Regions from separate parts of the Homo sapiens genome. Here region 1 is linked to region 2. The links are chromatin contacts, found by Hi-C or POLR2A ChIA-PET in ENCODE. All regions are on one chromosome and are shown on one strand. The core of a region is the stretch at or near the end of the contact, and the rest is flanking DNA. Distances in the headings are between cores, read along the strand shown. Region 1 overlaps PUM1 (pumilio RNA binding family member 1). Region 2 holds the start of LINC01778 (long intergenic non-protein coding RNA 1778).

Region 1 (3,406 bases), core at 603-3,102, 190 kb after region 2:
ACTGGCATAAATACCAGCAGTTGCCAAATCTTCACTTAACACACAATAACCAAAAATGTAAATGCATCCAACCTATGAAAAGATAGTTCCTATCCACCCCATCAAGAATCTGGAAATAAAGACTAGTTTTTTTGACAAGGCGAAAAGTAACAGATCACAAGAGAGATGTAGAGTTTGTTTTAAAGAATAACTTAGCAGTAAGAGGATTAAATGATGTGACAATTCCAAAAGAAGATAACAGGAATTAGGAATTGGTCCAACAAAAGCAAAAGAGACCCAAGGAATCAGATGTAGCCAGTATTATCCAGGTGACACATTTAAGGGCAGGGCATATGATGCACAAAGAAGCCTATTCTTATCAAAGCAATTAATGCATCTGGTTAGATAGTAGCTTAATTACACTGGACACTAAAAACACCCAAGTAATCTCCCTGGCTCCAACTCTGCTTACCAAGCCACCTTCTTAAAGAACTGGCTTCCTCCTATAGCCAACCATGCCAATCACCAAACACAACCATCCTTGTCCATCTAAGAGTTGTTTTTTTTCCTTAAAAAAAAAAAATCAGCAGACTGCATTTTGGTTTTCATACATTAGCCTCTTGTTGTTCTGGTTAGTGTGGGGTCAATATCGCAACCCAGTCATCTGAATTAGTAATAACAGTCCATTTCAAGATCTACAAACTGAGAACCATGACTTGGGGAGTCCTATCATCCCCAGCAATAAAATAAATAGACCTTGTACTCTTTCTTGTAATGAAACATTAAGTGGAATTCCTAACTGCCCCACCAATAGTGTGTGCTCTCAAATCTCTGGGAGAAACACACACACGTACACTGTTTATCCCACCCTGAATCGTAAGTTTATAAAATAAAAAAACTTATGAAAAGTAAAAAAAAAAAAAAAAAAAAAATTCAGTAAGCTTATCTATGAGGCTTCTGGAAAACAAAATAGAAGTCAAGCACTGGTTTACAAGCAATGTCAGCCACTTGAGACACTTCTTTTAAATTTGTCTGGAAACACCTTTTTTCCTTTCCATCTAACAAAAAAGAACAATACGCAAAACCACACTTAACACTTAACAATCAATCATGTCATAAACCCCTACACCAAGAACCCTTAAAACATGGATTAAGACAATAAAAAGTGGAGAATATCAAGAAACTCTAAGCTTCTTATTTTAAGAACAGTGATAAAGACCCATGAATGCTCTGAAATCACTTTATTTTAAACTAGTTTTAAATCCCAGCTGTGTGAATTTTATCCTCTTCTGCTTTTTCTCACCTATAAAATGACCTATTGTGTACAATGAAAGAGATAACACATGTAATGACATAATACAATGCTGAAACAGTAAACAAAAAATCAGCTACTATCCTTCTTTAAAAGAGCAAAGTAGCAGCCAATAGACATCACAATACTAATGATTTGTCAATGAAATGCTCCTATGTCAAACTATCAGACACAGTGATCATGGCATCACCTAGGCCATGTCAGTACAAACCTCATTACATTAACTACCCCAACAAAACAACACTACAAGAACCATGATTACGGCTTTTCAGGAACTGCAGAGGCAAGACAATTATTGCCTGGACTTGTTTGACCATACCGCCACTAATATTTGAATAGGGATTTATCAATGAGGTTTACTGATGATCTCAACAGTAAAAGGGCTCTCCAGCAACTACTCTGTACTCAAAAGGAATAAAATATTAGGTAACTGCTTACACACTCAATACAGGCTGCACAGAGCATCTCTCAGAGCAGAAATTGAGCATCTTAAGAAATACTACTAACATGGATGTTACAACCCTGCAGACGTGATCAGTTTGATCATGTTATTATCTAGCATCTCTAACTTACAACACAAGCTTAGTTTCACTGGAATGCAGCCAATGCAGGAAACAAATGCTTGATATTTAACTAGCTGGTAAGACAGACCAACAACCAAAACAATTATTAATCTCTTAGTATATATCTCACCACACTCTCAGTACATTAAGAGAAGATGACATCAACTCAGAGAAAGGACCTTTCAGAACTAACTGAAATGAGGAAGTTTGATTGGTAACCACTGATAATCACAGGTGGTAGTCTTACTTGTAAAAATTTTGTATTTTTCACAACTTATGTAGTCTCTCCATACCACAGACTGTTGTTGTGAAATCAAGTGAGATAGTATATGAAGTGCTTTTATAAATACTAAGAACTATACTGATATTAAGTTATACTAAAGCTTTATTTAAAGCTTTAACTTATTAAAACATATCTTTAAGAAAAGCCAAGTTCATTCATTCCTGGTTAGCGTAATTCTTTTGGAAGGGCCTCAGAAACTACATACGTATCAAAAGTCACAGCCAGGTATGATGGCTGATTCCTGCAATCCCAGCACTTTGGGAGGTGAGGCAGGAGGATAGCTTGAGTCTAGGAGTTAAAGACCAGCCTGGAAAACATGTGACAGCCCATCTCTACAAAAACTTAAAAAAGCCAAGTGTGGTAGCACATGCCTGTGGTCCTAGCTATTCAGGAGGCTGACCTAGGTGGGAGGATCACCTGAGCCCAGGAGGTCAAGGCTGCAGTGAGCCATGATTGTGCCACTGCACTCTAGCCTGGGCAACAGAGCAAGATCCAGTCTCCAAAAAAAAAAAAAAAAAAAAAATCTACATTCAAAGTGCTTGTAAAAATAAAAAAAAGTCGAGGCTGGATGCAGTGGCTCATGCTTGTAACCCCAGCACTTTAGGAGGCTGAGGTGGGAGGGTCACTTGAGGAGTTCAAGACCAGCCTGAGCAACATGCCAAGACCCAATCTCTATTTTTAAACATTAAAATTAAAAAAAAAAGAATTAAAAAAGTTGAAAGTAGGCCTGTAATCTCAGCACTTTGGGAGGCTGAGGCGGGCGGATTGCTTGCGGTCAGGAGTTCAAGACCAGCCTGGACAACATGGTGAAAACCTGTCTCTACTAAAAATACAAAAATCAGCCAGGCGTAGTGGCCAGGCGCCTATAATCCCAGCTACTCGGGAGGCTGAGGTAGCAGAATCACTTGAACCCAGGAGGCGGAGGTTACAGTGAGCCAAGATCGCACCACTGCACTCCAGCCTGGGCGACAGAGCAAGACTGTGTCTCAGAAAAAAAAAAAAAAGTTGAAAGCAAACTGCAAACTAAGTATTCAACAATAAATTAGCTGTGGGCCTGGTGCAGTGGCCCACACCTATAATCCCAGCATATTGGTAGGCAGAAGGATCACTTGAGGCCAGGAATTCAAGACTAGCCTGTGCAACATAGTGAGACCCTGTCTCTTTAAATAAATAAATAAGCAAGCAAACAAGTTGTAGTACAACAATGTAAGCTCACCAAAAATAGCCATAATGACTACATGTAATATTTATAAAATAACATTAAATTTT
Region 2 (3,318 bases), core at 759-3,258:
GTGCGGTGGCGCGATCTCGGCTCACTGCAAGCTCCACCTCCCGGGTTCACGCCATTCCCCTGCCTCAGCCTCCCGAGTAGCTGGGACTACAGGCGCCTGCCACCACCCCAGCTAATTTTTTGTATTTTTAGTAGAGACGGGGTTTCACCGTGTTAGCCAGGACGGTCTCGATCTCCTGACCTCGTGATCCACCTGCCTCGGCCTCCCAGAGTGCTGGGATTACAGGTGTGAGCCACTGCGCCTGGCCATGTCCCAGTTCTTAAGCAGCTCATGTCTACTTACAGCGTCAGCCACCACCTTTATGCAGGCCACCCCAGCCCAGACCTCTCCCACCCAGCCCCACCCAGAGGTCTCACAAGCATCTCAGATGCTGAGGCTCCAACTCTGAACTAACCACCTTTCCCTTGAAATCTACCCCACCCGTATTCCCTCTCCCCCAACCTTTAGTTGCTCAAGCCAGAAACATAGGTGTTACCCCAAGCAGATTCCTCTCCATCACCCCCACAACCTCCAGTAAACCAGTAGGGCCCATCACTTCTACCTGTCCTTTACCTTTCTTGAACCCATCCCTTTTCCTCTCCCTTCCACCACCACATGAAGACGACCTCATCATTTCAGCCCTCATCCATCAGAACCTCTCCCCTTCAGTTCACGCTTTTCTTCGACAAGTGTGTGAACACTCACTGTGGGCCTGGCACTCTACCCTGGGCTGGGGTGCAGCATTGAGCAAGACAGCCAAGATTCTGTCACCGGCATGACTGCACGAAAACCACTTTGACCACACTTCTCCCTTGCTCTGATCCCTGGGTGGCTGCAAACTGCCCCTGAGTTCAAGTGCAAACTCCCTCATGCAGGTATTCACATTCCTGGACCTTCCAACCACCCCTGATCCTTCCAGATGGGTCTGTCATTGTGCCCTGCCCAGGCTGATCCAAACAAGCTTTTGGCCATCCTCCCAAACACCAGCTCAAAGACCCCCTCCTCCACAAAGCTTCCCTGCCTGAGTCAAGCACCCCACCTGGCAGGGTGAGTTTTGCCTTCTTCTGGAATCCCATTGAAACCCAGGATTTGTGTGCCTGCCTCCCAGACTGGGCTGTGATTCCAGGCGCTCAGGGGACTGAGCCATCGCCAAGCCCAGAACCTGGCACTGATGGGCATCAATGTGTTGTGTTGATGGATGGACAGACAGAGGGGTGGGTAGAGCAAAGTCCAACTGCCCTTTTCATTCACTCGGCCCAGTGCCTATGCCTTTGTAGTTTTCTGGAAGTCCCTCCAGCTGTCTAACCTCCCCTGCTGGCATTATGGAAGCTCATGCCCAATTGTTCTCTAAATCTGTCCCCTTCCCTTCCCCAAAGCCCAGACCGTCCTGCCTTTCCCTTGACTGGGCAACAAGTCAACAAGAACAAAGGTCTGGTGAGGCCAACCAGGGAAAGGCCAGCCCGGGCCTCTCGGGATCTCAAGCCCTCGGCCTGTGTGTGTGCCAGAGCTTCCCACAGACTCGGGAAGAAGGTGCCGGAGGCTTGCCGGGCGGCCTTGCGGTTTGAAGCAGTGAGTCACCTTCTGGCTGCAAGTCAAGGAACTCTCACTGCGCCCTTGTTTGGACAAGACGAGGAGGCGCACTCAGAGTCAGAGACCCCGGGGCAGAGACAGGGGCAAGAAGAAGGGGCCACCGAGACCCCAAGAGAGTCAGGGAGACAGACGCACCAAACGACCGACACAACCAGGGACAGGTACGGCACGCAGAGAGAGAGGAGAAGGACAGAGGTAGCCAGCCCAGAACTGAGAGGGAGAGCGGGGAGCGCAGGGAGAGGAATCGCGCCGCCGGTGTAGACAGCTGGGCTCCCTGCGCATGCTCTGTCCTCCCCCTCGCGGCTCCCACCGCAGGCCCGGACCCAGAAGTGGACAAAAATGGAGCCAATGGGCTTCCAGACCGGGACATTACCTCACCAGCACCGGCTGCCATTGGCCGGCGCCCCCGCCGGGGCGGGCTGTTGCTATGACAGCCCAGGCCGGCGTTGCAGAGGGATGTTCGGAGGAAGCTCCGGGCGGGAGAGCCGCGTCCACTCCTCTTTCCAGACTATGATGGGGCCCAGGGACCCCTCCCCTCCGACTGAGCCCCATAGACCCCCTACTCAGGCCAGAAGGGGAAAGCTGAGCTCCTGCTGGCCCAGGCATCAGAATTCCTGTAAAGACGCCCATTCGGCCCTCTCCCTCAACCTGGCCCACAGTCCCTTGCCAAGACCACCCCGCCCCCACAACCTGGAACCACACACTCATCCATACACCCTGCAAACAGCAATGAGCACCCTCCAGCATCCAGGTGCACCTGGGCTCTGCAGACGCAAAGATGAGTCCACCTCCACCCCTGCCCTCACAAAGCCCCCCACCCCCACAGTCTGATCAAGCAAGCAGTCCAGGAGAAAATGGCAAGGCAGTGTGTTAAGGATTAAAATAGAGGGAGCACGGAGGTTGTGGGAACACAGAGGAGGGGTCCCTATCCAACCTACCGAATCAGGAGGACTGCTGGGAGAAAGGGATACAGAGCCAGGACCTGAAAGAGCCAGATGAGGAACGGTGGGGAAGGGATTCTCAGCAGAGGGGACAGCCTGCGCAAAGACTGGAGGCAGTAAAAAGCAAGGAACACTCGAGGCACTATGGCAGGAAATTAGATGGTGGGGTTCGGGGTGTTGGAGAGGAGGAGGAGTTTAAAGTAAAGCTGAAAGGGGAAGCAGGAACAAGATCCCAAAGGGCTTGAATGTCGTGCTAAGGGATCTTGGACCACATTCTCAGGCAGTTGGGGGATGGAAGGGGAGAGGGCTATGATTAGGTTTGCATTTTAGGAAGATCTCCACTCTTGCAGCTGTGTGGAGGATGGGCTGGAGGGGACTAGGAGACCAGTCATTGCAGGGACTGGGGAAAGTCAGGGCAGGGGGGACTAAGGCTACCCGAGCTGGAGTAGAGATGGAGAGACCCAAACTCAGGAGGAGGTGTAAAGGACGTGGAGCCATAGTTCAGGTGACTGAGGAGATGGCACCAACTCACCTGGGAGGCTCTGAGGGCTTCTCTGGCAGCCAGATAGGATCACCGCTCTCCTTCCATATGATATTTGTGTCAGCTTGTGTATGCAACTTTCGTTTCAAGAATCATGCTGCATTGAAAAGATGTCTATCTCTTTTCACATCTCCCCACCCTCTACACACACACACACACACACACACACACACACACACACAGAGGCTGTGATTCACCTCCGTTCCCAGCACTCAACACAGAGCTTCATCCCAAGTACGCTTCCACAAATCCAAACCCCCATCAGCC

Evidence for each region. Hi-C counts contacts between places; a loop is a spot of excess contacts on that map. ChIA-PET counts read pairs that join two places held with the same protein, here RNA polymerase II (POLR2A). Pooled maps may share reads with other maps.
Region 1: a pooled map shows a loop between it and region 2 (2.4-fold over the local background). The contact joins the enhancer-like site here to the promoter of LINC01778 in region 2. A Hi-C loop is called at or near these places in 2 of 50 pooled maps. POLR2A ChIA-PET finds 5 or more read pairs at or near these places in 4 of 52 experiments (HCT116, T-cell, WTC11 and 1 more).

The regions. Positions count from the first base shown.
Region 1 is chr1:31,011,664-31,015,069 of GRCh38, forward strand. All of the region lies in intron 3 of PUM1 (pumilio RNA binding family member 1), which reads right to left. Among named protein-coding and RNA genes, the nearest start is that of SNORD103C, 45 kb to the left of the region's middle. Within about 2 kb of position 1,853, at least 3 of the 41 ENCODE cell types and tissues checked have a DNase peak (open chromatin) inside an H3K27ac peak, as active enhancers do.
Region 2 is chr1:30,822,644-30,825,961 of GRCh38, forward strand. LINC01778 (long intergenic non-protein coding RNA 1778) reads left to right here and starts at 2,009. Exons shown (of 3, transcript NR_146732.1): 1 at 2,009-2,185. RefSeq lists an enhancer at 1,234-1,736.